2 separate regions of the Homo sapiens genome follow, and region 1 is linked to region 2. Evidence: chromatin loops called from intact Hi-C (ENCODE). Cell type or tissue: ascending aorta. All regions are shown on one strand. Links, peaks and the distances in the headings refer to the core of each region. The heading gives the core; the rest is flanking DNA. Region 1 overlaps SLC35F6 (solute carrier family 35 member F6). Region 2 holds the start of ASXL2 (ASXL transcriptional regulator 2).

Region 1 (5,371 bases), core at 158-5,157, 890 kb after region 2:
CTAGCATCCATGCTCTTAACCACCACTGGAGGGTGTGGCTGGGGACTTCTCCAGTCATTTTGGGGTCATTTAGAGTTGTTAAAAGCATAGAAATCATCCAGTCTAATCCCCACAATTTACAAAGGAGGCCTCAGGAGAAGTTTCTTTCTGTGATTCAACTGTTTGGTGTCTGAATGAAGGCTGGAACCCAGGCCTCAGGACTTTAAGTCCTGTTCTTTTATGACTGTGATACCCCAGAGTCCCTCCTTCCTGGGAGTTTCCTCTCACAGCTCCCCAGGCCAGGACAGAGAAGCCTGTGCTTGTGGAAGTTGTAAACCTGTAAGTGGCATCTGCGCTCCCAGCCTTTGATGTGCCTCTCTCCAGGACTGGGCTGCCAGCCTCTCAGCCAGCCCAGAGACACTGCTGACAGGGTCCTCCCGCTGGAGTCCAGGCCACTCAAGGTTCAGACTGACAGCCTGTGGTTGTCTCTGGCAGTTTCTTGGCCTGTGACAAGAGTGATGTTTCCCTTCCCAGGTTCTTGGGAGGATGAAAGGCAGTGGATGAGGAAGCACATCTGAGCACGTGCTGCCTGCTGTGCTGGGGCGGCAGGTCAGCTTTCCTCTCTGCGGCCCCATCCCTGGGTCCTGGCAGGGGGCCCCTCCCTGTGAAGTGGCTTCTTCTTTCCCTGGCTGTTTTCTCAAAACCTCCTCACTAGCACCTTCTGTCGATCATCTTCTTTAGGCCAAGCCATTTCTGTCTACGTGAGCCAGTGCCCCATCCACAGGTACTCATTTCAGAACCCCAGTCTCCTGAATCCAACTGAGGTTCTACATATGAAGAGCCGGGGTCAGCTGGGCACTGTGGCTCCAGCTTGTAATCCCAGACTGGAGGCTGAGGTGGGATGATCATTTGAGCCCAGGAGTTCAAGATCAGCCTGGACAACATAGGGAGACCTCGTTCTCTACAAATAATAATAATAAATAATTAATTAATAGAGCCAGGGTCAAGTAGATGCTCACTAAGTAAGGCTCAGCTCCCCTCCTAAGTTCTGCAGGCTGTAGGGCCCTCCCAGCCAGGCAGGGATATGAGCCTGACTTCCTTTCATGCCCAGGCCAGGGACCCTGCCAAGAAGGTGGCAGGAAGCCTGGAAACCACTAGGCCTCTACTAGAGAAGAGGTGTTTGCTCTTCTTCTGTGTCCTTTCTGTGCCAGCTCCAATGTTTGCCCTTGGCAGCTGCCCCACCACCCTTGGGTTCCATGAACTGGCATGGGATAATTGCTTCAAAGGGGTTGTTGGGCCAGCTTGTGGAAGCCTTAACTCAGGAGGACAGTGTAGTAGAGTGGGAAGTTCATGAGGCTTGGGACCTGAGGAATAGATGAGCCACTGGACCTCTGTGAGCCTCAGTTTTCTCATCTGTAAAATGGACTTGGTGATCCCTGCCGTACCTTCTTCCTGGACACTGAAGATCTACTGAGGAAGGTTTCCTTTTTTTTTTTTTTTTGAGACGGAGTCTGGCTCTGTCATCCAGGCTGGAGTGCAGTGGTGTGATCTCAGCTCACTGCAAGCTCCGCCTCCCGGGTGAACGCATTCTCATGCCTCAGCCTCCTGAGTAACTGGGACTACAGGTGCCTGCCACCATGCCCGGATAATTTTTTTGTATTTTTTTAGTAGAGACAGGGTTTCATTGTGTTAGCCAGGATGGTCTCGATCTCCTGACCTCGCCCATCTCGGCCTCCCAAAGTGCTGGGATTACAGGCATGAGCCACTGTGCCCAGCCTTTTTTTTTTTTTTTTTTAAGACACGGTCTCTCTCTGTTGCCCAGGCTGGAGTGCAATGGTGCCATCTAGGCTCACTGCAACCTTGAGCCATCCTCCCACCTCAGCCTCCCAAGTAGATGGGACCACAGACACCCGCCACCGTGCCCACCTAATTTTTGTATTTTTTGTAGAGACAGCGTCTTGCCATGTTTCCTAGGCTGGTCTCAAACTCCTGGGCTCAAGCAATCCACCTGCCTCAGCCTCCCAAAGTGTTGGGATTACAGGCATGCACCACCACACCCAGCTTAAGGAAAGTTTTCCATTCCATGGAGATGAGAGGGCTCACCATTGTCACCTCAGGAGCCAGGGCCACCTGCTGTGGCACCCCAGAGAGTGGAGAAGCCTTGGCCCTTCTGTAGGTCCCAGGCAGGAGAAAGAAGGGGACTCACTGGGCTTGACAAGCTGGGGACACAAGAGGAAGTGGCAGAGATTCTGTGGGAATGGCCACAGCTAATCTGCCCAAGCCAGCCCCATCGCCACTTCCTCAGTCTGTTTTCGCCACCCCCGTTCACGTGGACGTGCACACCTCCCAGAATGCTGAGCTTTGAGTTTGGGCCTGGCCATGCTAGGGAGTGACTCACCACCCAGCACGGAGAGCCTACTCCCCAGCCTGCCCGCCAAAAGGAGCGGCCTCAGCTTGTCCCCGCTAGGACCCTTCGGGCCTCCTGCCCTGGAGGTCATCTCCCCTAGAATACAGTGTCTGTGGAGAAGACAGGCCCACCTACTGGGCTGCCCCTCTCCTCCCACCAGCTAGGGGAGCAAGAACTCAGAGGAGAGCTTCAGAGCATCAGGGAGGGGGCGCATGACTGCCTGCTGAGCTTCCAGTGTACTGGCCCTGTTTCAACATCTGAGGAGCCGTGAGCCCCTCGAGCCCTCTCTGGCCCCTGGGTTCCTGTCTGTCAAATAAGGAGTTCAGCTGATGGCTGAGTTTCTTCTGTTTCAGCATTTTGGCTCTGTGAACTGCAGGGACAATAGCCTGAGGTCCCTCCAGCCACCTCTGCCTCAGCCAGCAGGACAGGTTCCAGACGTTTTTCCAGTAGCTTTCAGGCTGAAGGGGAGCTGGGGCCACGCTGAACCCAAGGGGGAGATGGCTTCTGCTCAGTGAAGGGAAAGGAGAAGGGGCAGAAAATGAGTTTTGCTGAATACCTGCCATGTGCCAGGTCATGTATATATCCTTATATCATGTATTGCTTCTGACAGTTTGTCAGTGTTGGTATGATTACCCTGTAACTTGTCCAGCCTGTGGGACTCAAAACTCTGGGTTTTCTCTGTATTCTGCCTTTTCTGAGTATAAATTCAAGCAAGGTTTAACCCTGGATCTGCCTTAAGCCTCAGAGTCCCCATCTAAAATGAGGATCCTTGTTGTAAGGCTTAACGGGACAGTCCCCATGAAGTGTCCTATGAATTGTGCATTTAAGGAAACATGGGCTGGGTGCAGTGGCTCACACCTGTAATCCCAGCACTTCGGGAGGCTGAGGCAGGTCAATCTCTTGAGGCCAGGAGTTCGAGACTAGCCTGGGCAGCATAAACAAGGCTGCATCTTTGCAAAAAATACAAAAATTAGCCGGGCATGGTGGCCCATGCCTGTAGTCCCAGCTACTCAGGAGGCTGAGGTGAGAGGATCATATGAGCCTTGGGAGGCTGAGGCTGTAGTGAGCCGTGATTGTGCCACTGCACTCCAGCCTCAGTGACAGAGTAATACCCTGTCTGAAAAACAAAACAAAAAAACAAACGTTGTTGGCCGGACGCAGAGGCTTATACCTGTAATCCGATCACTTTGGGAGATTGATACGGGTGGATCACTTGAGGTCAGGAGTTCGAGACCATCCTGGCCAACATGGTGAAACTCCGTCTCTACAAAAAATATAAAAATTAGCTGGGCATGGTGGTGGGTGCCCGTAATCCCAGCTACTTGGGAGGTTAAGGCAGGAGAATCACTTGAACCTGGAAAGCAGAGGTTGCAGTGAGCCAAGATCGCGCTGCTACACTCCAGCCTGGGTGACAGAGGGAGGCTCCGTTTCAAAAAAAAAAACAAGAACAAAAACAAAAGACAACAAACAACAAACGTTGTGAAGAACTGACAGCAAAGTGCTGCCCACCTTAGGGGTCACTGCTGTCATCCCCAGGCAAACTGGGGCTGGATTTTTGTTCTAGCCTGTGAGGCTGGGGTCTTTTCTGATTCTGCGCCAGGAGTCGAAACCTGTCTCCAATCCAGGATGAGAAGCCTGGCTTTCTGCCCCAAGGTACCTGCAGGCCTGAGCATCTCAGGCTGGGCAAGGCAGCCCATGCTGCTGACACCCAATCCCTTGGGCTGTCAGCCTGCCCCAGGCCCTCAGATACAAAGAGATACCATTTCCCCAGCCGGGAGCGCTGCCAGCCAGGCCTGTCTAGGCAGACCTACCCGTGGAGAAAGCGAAGACAACCCCTGTGGGAGGTGGGGAGCTCAGCACCAGCCCTACAGTCAGCTCCCCAAGAAGCGCCCCAGCCTTGGGGAAGGACAGGCCCCGAGGGGTTTCCCCTATGGACCAACTTGTTCTACCAGCAGGGGGCCCTCAGACTCAGGTGGGAAGTAGGACTCATGGAAATGTGGCCTCAGCTTCCATACCTGCCCCCTACAGACAAAAATAATAATAAAATAAATAATAATCCTTGCCTGAAGCTTCTGATCAACCTTCATGGCCTGGCAATAGCTCCCTTGTCCCTCCTAGAGGAAACTTGGCTCCTGGCCTGGGGATTCCCATCTCTCTGACTTCACTTGCTCTGGGCAGTTGGCTCTGTGCCCTTGGTAAGGCTTGACCTCTTCTCTCTTCCTTGCTTTGCCTCTGTTTCACTCAGTTGCCTCATGCAGGCCTTCTCAGGGGGCTCTTTCTGCAAAAGCAAGACTGGGTTCGAGAGCAGCCCTGCTGGGTCTGTGGCCCTTACCCATGTTCCATGTCCTGTCCTGGCCAGGGATCCAAGAGCCAACAGCATATCAGGCAGAAATTAGGCACCATGGGTGCAGTGGCTCATGCCTATAATCTCAGCAACTCAGGAGGCTGAGGCGGGAGGATTGCTTGAGCCCAGGAGTTCAAGACCAGCCATGGCAACATAGTGAGACCCTCTCTCTAAAAAAAAAAAGAGAAAGAAGTGAGACTCCAGCCCATGAGGTCAGGTGTTTCCTGACCTGGGGTGGAGGCTTCCCCAGCTCCCAGACTCCCTGTTCCATAGCAGGCGCTTTCTTTGCCCCACTGGTACTGGTTACAGCCTGGTCCCCAAGCCATGCCAGGCTCCAGGTTTCTCTCTGCCTTCTAAACAGTTCTGTCCGAACTTCTCCCTTCAACTCTCCTTTGCCCCTGCCATTCCCAAGAACCACAAGGAATCTTAACTACCCCTCTTTCTCCACATCTCCAGGAGCTGGTGGGGTCTCTCACTATGGAATAGGTTTGCCATAGCCCTGTTTTCTTCCGCAAACTCAGAGGCATATAGAGAAGCCAAAGCTGGACAGGGACTTTGTCAAACCTAGACCCTAACTGCGGCACAACCAGTGGCACATGCTCTGGGTGCTGCGGGGGAGGTACAGGAACCAGAGGACTCCC
Region 2 (5,371 bases), core at 190-5,189:
AACAACCTTATTTTAATAGTACTCTCTAAAACATGATAGCTCTACAATGGAGGTATCAAAAACACATGAAATAAGAAACAGACACCTGCTTCCTTGATGAAACTGTTCCTCGAACACTTGACATCCTAATGCCTAAGAAATAAGTTTAAGCCTTAAAACTTCTTTTCCTATTCCTCTGGATCTAAATACTAACATTCTTATTTAGGTCAAAGTTACTTTCATTTGTCAACTCACTAATTTTCTGATTTCATTATTCTACAGTCTGAAATATTACAAATGTACCTTTGCCCGGTCCTTCTTTTATTTTCATCTATTTATCCCAAAAACAGAAATATTTTGAACACCGAGATTTAGTTTAATCCCCTCACTTATAGGTAATAAAATAACCCCCCAAAATTAAGAGTGTTTTCTAGATTTTGGCTACTAGAAAAACTTTAGTGTCATCATTCTCTTTCTAAAACACATTTTCACTGAGACTGGGGCTTCATGTATTTGCCAGAATCAAAGAAAAATACCAAGCTACTAATATACTGGTACCCTCAGGAACTCTACTGATCAAAGTAGTCTTTCCATCTTTTAAATACTATTTTTCACATAGCTAGCTAGGGCATGAAATGAGCAAATATACTAACATAGGAAAAGCTAAGTAGATGCAGACTAATTTTTCCTATTTGTCGCAATCTCCCAATGACTATTTTATCAAAGGGATCATAATTCAAAAAACACTCCTAAGATTCTAGAAACTTGTGTAATATTAGTGCTTTGAGAGGCCAACGGCAGGAGGACTGCTTCAGCCCAGGAGTTCAAGACTAGCCTAGCCTGGGCAACATAGAAAGACCCTGTCTCTACAAAATATTTTTAATTAAAAAAACAATTTTAAAGACCCTAGGAACTTAAAATTAATTAGCATAAATTAGGGTCCAGGTCTGCTTACCTATAATTAAAATTTATCATGCTTCTTTTATTAACAGAAAGAGGTCTTGAGGTATACTGAGAGTAAAACAGCCCTCTGTGGGGATGCAACCTCTACACCTTCAAAAAAAAGTATAGGAGTCTTATCTTTTAGAGGGAAACTACTAGCACAGGAAGATATACAAAGACATATTGTAAGTGAAAACACCCAGTAAGTAAAATGTGCTATTATTTCTTAACTTTTTTACATTTCCAACTAAGAGAGATACAAATTGAAAACTCATCAACCTCCTAATGCATAAAGTTTACAAAACAAATGCACAAAGTTTAGAAACAAATGCACAAGACTGAATAAACAGTATGACCTAGATTTGGGGAAATAAAGAGACTAGACGGTAATATACCAAATGTTAGCAGATACAGCCGAGCGGTGAAATAAATGTGATTTTTTTTAAATGTTCTTCTTTATACTTTTTTATAATTTTCCAAATTTCCCCACAGTGAACATTACTTTTATATTTAAAAAACTCATTAAAAAATAAACCATATGGCATCTAATAAGGGTTCACTAAGAAGGGCTACGTTGTCGAAGTATTACCGGCATTAATCACCATTAAAGGGGTGAACACCTCTCACTTTCCACTATTAAAATGCTGCCGTTTAATGCCCTATTACTTTTCTGCTGCACCCTCAACGATGTATGAACTTCACTATCTCCTGCCATTTCATTTCTGCATACAACATGCTTTTAATTTTTTCTTCTTAAAATATGGTAAAAGTTCTCACTAATCCTCAATATTCCACTTTTTAAAATCTACCTCTAAATTTCGTCATAACACAATTAGGGGGAAAATTGTTTTGCCCACTAATTACAACTTCATTAGGGCACCATCCCTTTGGCTAGGGTAACGTGAAGGCCGGGTAAACTACACGTCCCACCATGCATTGCTGCCTTGTTCAGAGTAGGTCTCTACGGAAACAGGAAAAAAAAAAATTCTACAAGTCCCACCTGTTACTTCGTTTCTAAACACCTCCTGCACTTTCGGCTCCAACACCAAACAAAAACAAAAGCCTCGTGATCTCTCGTCTGCTCCGGGAGCCAGACAAACAGGGGGCCCGGGGTCACAGGCACGTCCGCTGTAACGGGTAAATTCTATCCAGCTCCAGCGCTCCCCTCTCCTTTCCGGGGCTGGATGCACGCACAAGCCTTCTCCTATCTGCATCCAATGGGGGCTCTCCAGCCGCACAAGGGAGAAGAACCGGTTACCGTGCAAGCACCACAGACTTCCCCGTGCCGGGGCGAGGGCTACCACAGAGCGGAGGTGATATCGGCTCGACCCCAAAAGACAGCCTCAAAACACTGAGAGGACTCGCCGCAGACGCCGAGGGACGCCACGGCCCCGCGGCTATCACGTTCCGCCGGGCGCCTCCATTCCCACAGGGATCGCAACCCCGACACTAACCGCCGCCCTCTCCGCGCGGTTTTGTGCCCCTTCAGCCGGGTCCCTGGGCCAGTGACCTCCCTTTCCCTGCGACTGGCGGGCGACAAGGGAACAAAATCCTCCCGGCCTTCCCCTTCGCTCCCTCCCCCTTACCGTCTTGGCGGCCTCCGCCCAGGTCCTGCCCTTCTTCCTACGTCCCTTTTCCCTCATGTCGGGTCTTGAACTGACTGGGAGGCTCCCGTGTCCGGGCTCCGGCCGCCCTCCCTGCCTGCTCTGCCCTGCGCTGCTTTTCCCGCGGTGCCGGGAAAGGTGGGAGAAAAGGGAAGTCAGACCGGGGGGGCACCCAAGCAGAGGAAGCGGCGGGGGTGGTGCGCGGGGGGGTCTATGGGGCGGCCGGTCCTCTTGCTGCCGTTGCCACTGCTACCGCCGCTGCCATATTGGGTTCTTACTGTACAGGCTGCCGCTACGGTCATGTGACCGCTCCCGCGCGGCCGTCACTACTGTACGCAGCCGGCCGCGCGAACGAGCGCGGGCGCGCCCCCGCCTCCCAAGCCCGGCCGCTGAGCTATCGAGCCGGCGGTCTGCGGTACCTCGCCACGCCCCCGCCCTTCCGGTCTCCGCCTCTCCGCAGGAGCATGCGCGCCAAGGAGGCCCCGGCAGTAGCTGTAGTCTGACGCCTGGCGCTCACACCTACAGCGAATATCTGCCTGCGGAAGCGGAACCTGTGCCATCCGGGAAAGCTTACTGAGCGGATCCCGCCTCTTGCGAGGCGCTGCACAGGCTGTGTAGACCTGGGGAGCTGAACTCTTCCCTCAGTGGGTGGCTCTGCCAACTATCACTTTAGATCAGCCCTGCGTTTGTGTTTTCTCATTTATTTGCATTTTTACAGAGGTTATCTTTTTGAAGATAGGCAACAATTCTCGTCTGCCTATTAACCCCATTCGATAGGCGAAGCAACTGAGATTGAGTGACTTGCCAAGCTCATAAGTCTGGGATGTAGAGAAACCAAAAATCAAATTGCCAGCTCAGAGCCCTTTCCATCTCCCCAGAATGCCTCAAACTTAGGTGACTTTGTTTTTAAGGCCACCAGTAACTGCATCCATGCTTTTACATGTGAAGCTACTCATCAATGACAGAAATGGTGTCTTCTTTATTTCGGTGAGCTCAGTCCCTAGCATAGTGCCTGTACATATCAGGCGCCCAGTAAATATTTGCTGAATGATTCACCTATTTCTGTGGTCAGAGACCATTATTTGTAGTATCCGTAACAGCTTTCTGAAAGATCCAGAATGTGGCATCTTCTCTTACATCATCTACACCTTGATACCTTGCAAAGTAAGAAGAATGTAGTAACAACTGCTGATCTCCCAAATCCACCTGCTTCCAGAAGCTGCTTCCAAACAATCCAGTAAACTTACTATAGTGTGAAATAGGACTGAGGATTGGATTGCCTCTTGGGAGGAAAGACAGGTGAGAGCAATACTTAAAGTTTATGGATGCGTTTCAGAAATTCATGGACTCCCTAAAATTATGAACTATATTTTGTGTGTTATATGTGAATTTTTTAAGAGGATTCATAACTTTTCCTCCATTTTTCAAAAAGGATCTGTTGTGCAAAAAAAAAAGAGAAAAAGATATTAAAGGGAGTTTGAGAGGCCATCTAGAAGTATCTAGATACTTCCTTATATTTCCGTTCAGTCATGGATCAAACAGCCTATTTCAGCAATTGATATGGATATATTTTCCCAAATGTCTTTGGTAATTCATAGCCTTATGCATTACACAGGTAGTATGTACCACCTCCCTCCAAAGCTTATGTCTGTAGTCTAAGAAGGCCTTCTCGCCAGGTGCGGTGGCTCACGCCTGTAATCCCAGCATTTTGGGAGGCTGAGGTGGTCAGATCACTTGAGGCCAAGAGTTCAAGACAAGCCTGGCCAACATGGAGAAACCCCATCTCTACTAAAAATACAAAAATTAGCTGGGCCTGGTGGCATGCGCCTGTAATCCCAGCTACTTGGGAGGCTGAGGCAGGAGAATCGCTTGAACCTGGGAGGCAGAGGTTGCAGTGAGCCCAGAGATCGCGCCATTACACTCCAGCCTGGGCAACAGAGCAAGACTCTGTCTCAAAAAAGAAAGAGAGACAGAGAGAAAGAAAGAGAAAGAGAGAAGAGAAAAAAAGGTCTTCTCCATCCCTGGCTGTTGAGCTGAGTACAGCTTATCATCCAGTCCTGTTGTTTGGTCCTGGAGCCCCAACTGGTTTTCAGACCTTACTAGGGTCCTTACTTTGCATTTCTGGAGCTCTATCCCCAGGTTTGAATTTCAAGGGTAGGGATTGTGATGTTGTGGTTCCTACTTCTTAATCTTCCACAGATACAGATAGTTTATTATTATTATAAAAGTATAATTCCCCAAAAAGTATTTTGTCCCCATGTCTATTGATTGAATTTGTTATGTGTATTTGCATCTCTCTCATCATCCCCACCCTCCTTCTGGATTTCCTTAGATAGTCTGTTTCTTTTCTCACCCTACTCAAGCCCATCCTACAGGGAATGCCAAATCTATCTTCTTAAAACTCCACCCACTACCCTACTAAGATATCCTCCCTAAGATATCCTCTTGATTGAGTCACAGTTTCTTAGCTTTACAGATACAGTTTCTATAATCAACTTAGTCATCCTTTGATGTATCTCTGGTTACTTCCATCAGCATTTGCCACTCCCCTGAAGACCCCACCTCTACTTTCGCCTCTTCATTTAACTAATGACATTGCTTCATATATCATGTAAAAATTATTGGCCCCCCAGTTGCAGTCTCACCTTGTCTTCAACCCCTAAATTTACCCATAAGTCCGCGCATTCTAACTGCCTCCTCCTCCTTAGCATAGCCTAATCCCTCCTCTAATATACCGTATACAGGACACTATCCCTTCTCATCTGCCTTGGAATGTTACTCCACTTTTTTCATTATTTTCTAGTTCTGATACCCCTCCCCCTCCTTCTACAAGCATATTCAAGACA

The links. Peaks named below come from ENCODE experiments on the same cell type or tissue, not always from the same donor. Only the 100,000 strongest peaks of a DNase experiment are listed, where the experiment ranks them.
Region 1: a loop joins it to region 2, with 4 times the contacts of the local background. A loop is called at or near these places in 2 of 110 quality-filtered maps.

Annotation. Positions count from the first base shown.
Region 1 is chr2:26,766,901-26,772,271 of GRCh38, forward strand. All of the region lies in intron 1 of SLC35F6 (solute carrier family 35 member F6), which reads left to right. Among named protein-coding and RNA genes, the nearest start is that of SLC35F6, 5.3 kb to the left of the region's middle. In ascending aorta, for the core only: no CTCF peak of the experiment used is centred there; DNase peaks (open chromatin) are centred at 2,341 and 4,571; H3K27ac peaks cover 4,572 bases.
Region 2 is chr2:25,875,659-25,881,029 of GRCh38, forward strand. ASXL2 (ASXL transcriptional regulator 2) reads right to left here and starts at 2,829. Exons shown (of 13, transcript NM_018263.6): 1 at 2,508-2,829. The coding sequence starts at 2,564. RefSeq lists an enhancer at 1,889-1,938 and a silencer at 2,849-3,008. In ascending aorta, for the core only: no CTCF peak of the experiment used is centred there; DNase peaks (open chromatin) are centred at 1,879, 2,163 and 2,913; H3K4me3 peaks cover 2,758 bases; H3K27ac peaks cover 1,767 bases.